Linked DNA regions of Homo sapiens: region 2 is linked to region 1. A link is an interaction called in ENCODE POLR2A ChIA-PET data of the cell type or tissue named here. Cell type or tissue: MCF 10A. All regions are shown on one strand. Region 1 overlaps FOXK2 (forkhead box K2). Region 2 has its middle 5.6 kb from the start of SECTM1.

The links. Peaks named below come from ENCODE experiments on the same cell type or tissue, not always from the same donor. Only the 100,000 strongest peaks of a DNase experiment are listed, where the experiment ranks them.
Region 2: POLR2A ChIA-PET joins it to region 1 with 7 read pairs; 4 of 35 experiments call an interaction of 5 or more read pairs at or near these places.

The regions. Positions count from the first base shown.
Region 1 is chr17:82,520,736-82,524,735 of GRCh38, reverse strand. All of the region lies in intron 1 of FOXK2 (forkhead box K2), which reads right to left. Among named protein-coding and RNA genes, the nearest start is that of FOXK2, 3.0 kb to the right of the region's middle. In MCF 10A, no CTCF peak of the experiment used is centred here; a DNase peak (open chromatin) is centred at 2,455.
Region 2 is chr17:82,337,326-82,341,325 of GRCh38, reverse strand. No RefSeq gene overlaps it. Among named protein-coding and RNA genes, the nearest start is that of SECTM1, 5.6 kb to the right of the region's middle. In MCF 10A, no CTCF peak of the experiment used is centred here; a DNase peak (open chromatin) is centred at 2,035.

The DNA of each region.
Region 1 (4,000 bases):
GAACACCTGCGCCTCAGGTCAGTCAGAGGCTCTAAGAGAGGAAAACGCTGCCTTTCCTTACACACAGCCCTGCATCCTGTGTATCCAAAAATCAAGGACTTGAAGAAGCCATTTGTTTTCCAGAAAACCACACACCCTGACAATCTTTGTACACACTGAGCCCCCACCAATCACACTGGGCTCGAGGCTCCCCAGCCACTGTGGAAACAGTACTTGGATCCACATCTTAGTCAAATTATTAAAATACAGCAGACAAGGACAGGATCATAGTCCTCATCTTTCTCTCTTCCCCCACATTAATACATTATTATTTCAATGAAATGAGCCAAATTTTAAACCTAAACTACTTATGTACTCTTGCAAATTTTCTGATAATTTTTAATATAAATTCAAAACATAAATTCATTTTGAAGTTGGAATTTGAATAAAATCATTGTGGTTCAAATAAGAGACCAACGACGGGTTGTTACATTATTTTCTAACTCTACAGTGATGTTAAATTTAGTAGACAAATCTGAAATAAGCATTAATAATATTTCAGCCTTAGGACAGGCGCAGTGGCTCACACCTATAATCCCAGCACTTTGGGAAGCGGAGGCGGGACGGATCACCTGAGTTCAGGAGTTTGAGACCAGCCTGGCCAACATGGTGAAACTCTGTTGCTACAAAAAACACAAAGCCAGGCCTGGTGGTGGGCTCCTTAATCCCAGCTACTGGGGAGTCTGAGGCAGGAGAATGGCTTGAATCCAAGAGGCCAAGGTTGCAGTGAGCCAAGATCACGCCACTGCACTCCAGCCTGGACAACAGAGTGAGACTCGTAATAATACTTTGGCCTTTACATAATTACTCTAAGTTACGTGTGCTTTCAAGCTTATACATTTAATTTGATTTTTAAACTTAAAAAGAACTTGTATCATCAACCTGAACACTGAGCTTAAATTCAGAAAAAAAGATTTTAGGGCCAGGTGTGGTGGCTCACACCTGTAATCCCAGCACTTTGGGAGGCGGAGGTGAGCAGATCACCTGAGGTCAGGAGTTCAAGACCAGCCTGACCAACATGGATTAACCCTGTCTCTACTAAAAATACAAAATTAACTGGGTGCGGTGGTGTAGTGCACACCTGTAATCCCAGGTACTCGGGAGGCTGAAGCAGGAGAATCGCTTGAGCCCAGGAAGCGGAGGTTGCAATGAGCCGAGATCATACCATTGCACTCCAGCCTAGGCAACAAGAGCGAAAAACTCTGTCTTAAAAAAAAAAAAAAAAGATTTTAAACAATTTATCTGCATTTCACTGGTACCAATTCTTTATGATTTATTCCATTAACCTGTGTTACTGCCCTACACCACAAATTTGGAAATGATACCTTACAAAAAAGGAAGTGCTGAAATATCCTCTAGGTTAATAATTTAATTCACACCGCACAAATGCTAAACTCCCCTCTGTGAAAAAAGCCACTCATCCCCTTGTGTACTCAGTACGGGTAGAGAGTCCCAGGCCCATGAGAAGTCCAGGATACATGTTCACCTCGGTGGCCACAAGACTCTTCCCTGAGCACAAGTGGGAGGCCCAGCCTCCATCTCACTGCCCTTCTTACTCATCTCTACTGCAAGACTCATTCCTACTGTTCAAAAGGTCTGAATTCGGCCAGGCGTGGTGGCTCACAGCTGTAATCCCAGCACTTTGGGAGGCCAAGGCGGGTGGATCACGAGGTCAGGAGATCAAGACCATCCTGGCCAACATGGTAAAACCCCATCTCTACTAAAAATACAAAAATTAGCTGGGTGTGGTGGCGTGTGCCTGTAATCCCAGCTACTCAGGAGGCTGAGGCACAAGAATTGCTTGAACCAGGGAGGCGGAGGTTGCAGCAAGCCAAGATCACGCCATTGTACTCCAGCCTGGCAACAGAGCGAGACTCCGTCTCAAAAAAATAAGGTCTGAATTCTGGCCCTCACTGAAAGGTCAACTTATCTCCATGTTTATCATGTTAGCATGTGCAGAATTCAATTCAATACAAATCGTTCTGGCTGAATGGTGAGGAGAATTTTCTTTAAAAACTCAAAATCGGGCCAGGCACAGTGGCTCATGCCTGTAATCGCAGCACTTTGGGAGGCCGAGGCGGGCAGATCATGAGGTCAGGAGATCGAGACCATCCTGGCTAGCATGGTGAAACCCCGTCTCTACTAAAAATACAAAAAAAAATTAGCTGGGCGTAGTGGCGGGTGCCTGTAGTCTCAGCTACTCGGGAGGCTGAGGCAGGAGAATGATGTGAACCCGGGAGGCATAGCTTGCAGTGAGCCGAGATTGCGCCACTGCACTCCAGCCTGGGGGACAGAGCAAGGCTCCGTCTCAGGAAAAAAAAAAAAAAATTCCAAAAAACTCAAAATCTTGGCCAGGTATGTGGGAGGAGTGGTGAGATCATAGCTCACACCTGTAATCCCAGCCTGGAATGCAGTGGTGCAATCATAGCTCACAGCAACTTCAAACTCCTGAGCACTGGGGCAGGAGGATCGCTTGTGCCCAGAAGTTTGAGGCTGCAGTGAGCTGTCATCATACCAGTACACTCCAGGCTAGGTCACAGAGACCGTGTCTCAAAATCAAAAACAAACAAACAAAAACTCAAGATCCTCACAGTAGACGCAAACTTCCTTTGTTGTGACACAGTATTTTGTAAAAAAAAAAAAAAAAAAAAAAAAGTCAGATTAAAGGGTAGCCATTAGGACCCTACCATTGATTTCATACCGTCTACAGTATAAACACACATAAATAGCATTTTCATTTGAAAATTTCTTTTTTTTTTTTGAGGCGGAGTCTTCCTCTGTCCCCCAGGCTGGAGTGCAGTGGTGCGATCTCGCTGGCTGCAAGCTCCACCTCCAGGGTTCACATTCTCCTGCCTCAGCCTCCTGAGTAGCTGGGACTACAGGCGCCCGCCACCGCGCCCGGCTAATTTTTTTTTTTTTTTTGTATTTTTAGTAGAGACGGGTTTCACCGTGTTAGCCAGAATGGTCTCGACCTCCTGACCTCGTGATCCACCCGCCTCGGCCTCCCAAAGTGCTGGGATTACAGGCGTGAGCCACCGCGCCCGGCCTGAAAATAACATTCTTTAAAATGCTACTACCAAAGTTTAAGGAATATGCTGGTGCACCTTTCCATGCTAAGAAACAGAACAGCGCATGCACACACACACAACACGCAAGTCAAGAAGAAAAGCAACAGCTCTTACCAGCATCTCCAACAACCGAAAGCGTTAAAAATTCCAATTTGTAGGCCGGGCGCGGTGGCTCACGCCTGTAATCCCAGCACTTTGGGAGGCCGAGGCGGGTGGATCACGAGGTCAGGAGTTCAATACCAGCCTGGCCAAGATGGTGAAACCCCGTCTCTACTAAAAATACAAAAAATTAGCCGGGCGCGGTGGCAGGCGCCTGTAATCCCAGCTACTCGGGAGGCTGGGGCAGGAGAACCACTTGAACTCAAAGGGCGGAGATTGCAGTGAGCCAAGATCGCGCCACTACACTCCAGCCTGAGCGACAAAGTGAGCCTCCGTCTCAAAAAACAAAAAACAAAAAAATTCCAGTTTGTGTGGACAAAGGCTGTACTTGCAATGATCTAGAAGTGAGCCCCTGAGGAATAATTAGCATTTCCTAGACAGCAAGTTTGTGTTTCAAGCAGAGTAAACGATAACTTCATAAAACCACAGGACCAAGCTAAATTGTTTTGTAGCAGGATAGGCAGTTCCCTATCAGGCTGACTTAACACTCTACATGACCTTGTAATAATTCCTAATCAACTGTCTTTTTGTAGAAGTTATGCGAAAAGCATCTAGTTTTCCCTAAATTTTAAGGTTCAGAGCACAGATTGAAAATCCATCATGCTTGAAGCGTCTTCCAATTTGGCCTACTGAAAACACGGCAGGGAAAAAGGAGTCCTTCCTGCTTAAAACACCGCACTCTTGAAACAGCTCACTACTGAAAACGACTGAACAACAACAACAACAAAAGACAA
Region 2 (4,000 bases), 180 kb after region 1:
GTGGAGCTTGCAGTGAGCTGAGGTCACACCACTGCACTCCAGCCTGGGGGACAGAGCGAGACTCCATCTCAAAAAAAAAAGTGAACTAAATGGACGGCCCTCAGAAAGCACCTTTTAGAATATTGCTGATCCTTGTTTTGTTTTTCAGAGTCAAAGAAACTTGAACTGTTCACGGCCTTTAATAATTGAGCAAGGTACTCTCCTGTGAACAAAATTTGGAGCATGTTTGTTTCTCTCCCTGGTTCCTCTAGAATTTGGAAACTATTTGTGAGTACTCTTATGGTGATACAGTTGGTTGCATCAGTGCAATAAGAATCCATTTTTCTTGGCCAGGCGTGGTGGCTCATGCCTGTAATCCCAGCACTTTGGGAAGCCGAGGCGGGCAGATCACAAGGTCAGGAGATTGAGACCATCCTGGCTAACACGGTGAAACCCCGTCTCTACTAAAAATACAAAAAATTAGCCGGGCGTGGTGGCGGGCGCCTGTAGTTCCAGCGACTCGGGAGGCTGAGGCAAGAGAATGGTGTGAACCCAGGAAGTGGAGGTTGCAGTGAGCCGAGATCACGCCACTGCACTCCAGCCTGGGTGACAGAGCCAGACTCTGTCTCAAAAAAAAAAAAAAAAAATCTCGGATACGCTGAACAAAGACAACTATCATTCCCATGCCCTCGGAGAGGGATTTAACCGAGACAGGAGATGGGGAGGCAGGTGCGGGACAATCTCATCCTAGAAAGACCGTCAGGGGGAAGCTCTTCTGGGCAGCGGCTCCTCAGGGAAGTTCTGCTGCCGCATTCTGATGTTACAGAAATGCTTCCTCGCCCTTCCTGGGAGGTGGTCTAATGCCACCCCAAACCTCCATCACTGACAGCCTCTCAGCATGGGGGAACTGGGTGTGAGGAAGCTGGGGAGGGCACTGGGGGAGGGTACAGGGGAAGAGGCACAGAGGGAGGACACGGGAAGAGGGTGTGGGGGAAGGACATGGGGGGAGGGCACAGGGGAAGAAGGCACTGGGGGGAGGGCACAGGGGGAGGGCATGGGGAAGAGGGCACTGGGGAAGAACACAGGGGAGGGCACTGGGGAGGGCACAGGGGAAGAGGGCACAGAGGGAGGACACAGGGGAAGAGGGTGTGGGGGAAGGACATGGGGGGAGGGCACAGGGGAAGAAGGCACTGGGGGGAGGGCACTGGGGGAGAGGGCATTGGGGGAGGGCATGGGGGAGGGTACTGGGGGAGGGCAGAGGGGGAGAGGACACCAGGGGAGGGCACTTGGGGGAGGGCAAGGTAGAGGGCACTGGGGGAGGGCACGGGGGAGAGGATACCAGGGGAGGGCACTGGGGGAGGGCACTGGGGGGAGAGGACACTGGGGGAGGCACTGGTGAGAGGGCACAGAGAAGCACTGGGGGAGGGGTTGGGGGCAGGGCTTTTGGGGGCACAGGGACTCTGGGGGGGTCTCCCAGAGGCGTCTCCTCTCCAGCAGCCCAGAACCAGATCCTCACTCTTGGGTGTCTTTGGGAACCCTCCCTCCTCTCCCCATGAGGCTGGAGGAGGCATCTCCAGGAAGCTTCAGATCCAGGACCTGCGACCTTGGGCACCCTCGGACCTGGGCATTTGCTGGTGGTTAGAGTCTTCCCGGGAACAGCGTCCTGATTCTCTGGGAATTCCAGGAATCAAGGGGCAGGCAGCCAAGGGGAGAGAGTAGAATGTGGTCAGACCACTCCTCCTGCACGGAGCACCGTCCTGGGGGCACATTGGAGGCTCCCCTGAGTCCAGGGCTCCGCAGAGCAAGCAGGGCTGGGCACGGCCATTGACAGGATTCCTGGCCGGGACAGGCACGGCCATGACGCTTAAGTCAGACGGAAAGCAGCAGCTCTGTGGCCGGAGGACTGAGAAGGGTCTGCAGATGCCGGCGAGATGCCAGCCCCAGTGCCAGCCGGTGTCCAGGTTCTTGACACCATCATGAGGAAGAATTCGGGATGAGTAGGAATGAGACAAAAGGCAAGAAGCTTTTATTGTGAAGTGAATGCCTGCGCACAGGAGAGGCACGGGCGTGCTCCGAGAGTGAGTCACACACAACGAGGCCTGAGTTTCTATTTTATGGGCTTTCCTAGTTAGAGGGTGGAATAATCATTAGATTTTCTAGGAAAAAGGTGACGATTTCTTAGAATTGGGGTGCCAGATATTTTTATACTAAATATGGGCATGGTTGGATCTGCCGTGACGCTGGTGTGTACGTGATTGTGAATGGCAGTCAGTGTGCAATTAGGTCTGGGGTGGGCACAGGTCAAGCCTAGTGCCACGGTGGATCCGGCCAGCCTCCTCCAACGTAGCCTCTCCTGCTTGTGGGGTCGAGGGTCTCATCAGTCCGGGCTCATCCCTGCCTTTGTGGCTCATTCTAACAGCTGCTTTCCGTGGCTCATTCTAACAGCTGCTTTCCATGGCTCATTCTAACAGCTGCTTTCCGTGGCTCATTCTAACAGTTGCTTTCTGTGGCTCATTCTAACAGCTGCTTTCTTGCTTTTCTGCAAGATTACTGTTTGATATTTCTCATTTCTCCTATGACCACCCAGCATTCCTATCTCATTGGCTAGGAAGGATTACTATTAAAAGTATTTTCTCTTTCTCTCTTTCTCTCTCTCTCTCTCTCTCTTTGAGGCAGGGTCTCGCTCTGTTGCTCAGGCTACAGTGCAGTGGCCTGATCTCGGTTCAATGCAGCCTCGACCTCCCAGGCTCAAGAGATCCTCCTACCTCAGCCTCCCAAGTAGCTGGGGCTACAGGCACTGGCCACCACGCCCGGCTCATTATTTTATTTTTGTGAAGATGGGTCTCACTGTGTTGTCCAAGCTGGTCTCAAATTCCTGGCCTCAAGAGATTGTCTCACTTCAGCCTCCCAGAGTGCTAGGATTACAGGCATGAGCCATCGCACCCAGCCCTAAAAATGCCATTCTTTCTAAAATTAAGCTATAACAGCTGGGCACGGTGGCTCACGCCTGTAATCCCAGCACTTTGGGAGGCCAAGGTGGGTAGATTATGAGGTCAGGAGTTAGAGACCAGCCTGGCCAACACGGCAAAACCCCGTCTCTACTAAAAATACAAAAATTAGCCAGGTGCACGCCTCTAATCTCAGCTACTAGGGAGATTGAGGCAGGAGAATTACTTGAACCCGGGTGGTGGAGGTTGCGTGAGGTGAGATCGTGCCATTGCACTCCAGCCTGGGCAACATAGTGAGACTCCATCCCCCCCAAATAAATAAATAAATAGAATTAAAATAAAGTGAAGCTATAAAGACAGTGAAATCCCAAAAGAAATACCAAGAAGATTGGCAAGTGAAGGGGCTCAGGGCAACATAACTGGATGTTCGAGGAGCACAGCCTTTTCAGGTGGAAAATAACAAGCTGGGTTGTGGATTCCACCAAAAGCAGAAACACATGCTGGGTAAGAATTTAAAATTAGCCTCATATTTTAAAACTTCCGAATATTATAAAATAGATAAATTAGAATTAGGTTAGCACAAGACAAGAACAAGAGCAACAAAACGACAAAGACTGAAGCAAACATTTTAGACTTTTTATCTGTGGTGCCTGCCTGTGGTGCCAGCTACTCAGAAAGCTGAGGCTGGAGGATCGCTTGAGCCCAGAAGGTCAGGGTACATTGAGCTACGATCCTGCCAGTGAACAGCCACTGCAAGCCAGCCTGGTCAACTACAGGAGACCCCATCTCTTAAAAAAAAAAAGCCTCCAAATATATGATTAAAAATTCCTAGAACCACAAGAAGAGGCTGCTAAGCCCCCACCATAGGAGGCCATTCCAACCTATCTCTCTTAATTACTGATAGCTCAAGCCCATACAAATTGACAAGTATATAAAAATACAAAAAATTAGCTGGGCGTGGTGGCGGGCGCCTGTAGTCCCAGCTGCTGGGGAGGCTGAGGCAGGAGAATGGCGTGAACCCGAGAGGCGGAGCTTGCAGTGAGCTGAGATCGTGCCACTGCACTCCAGCCTGG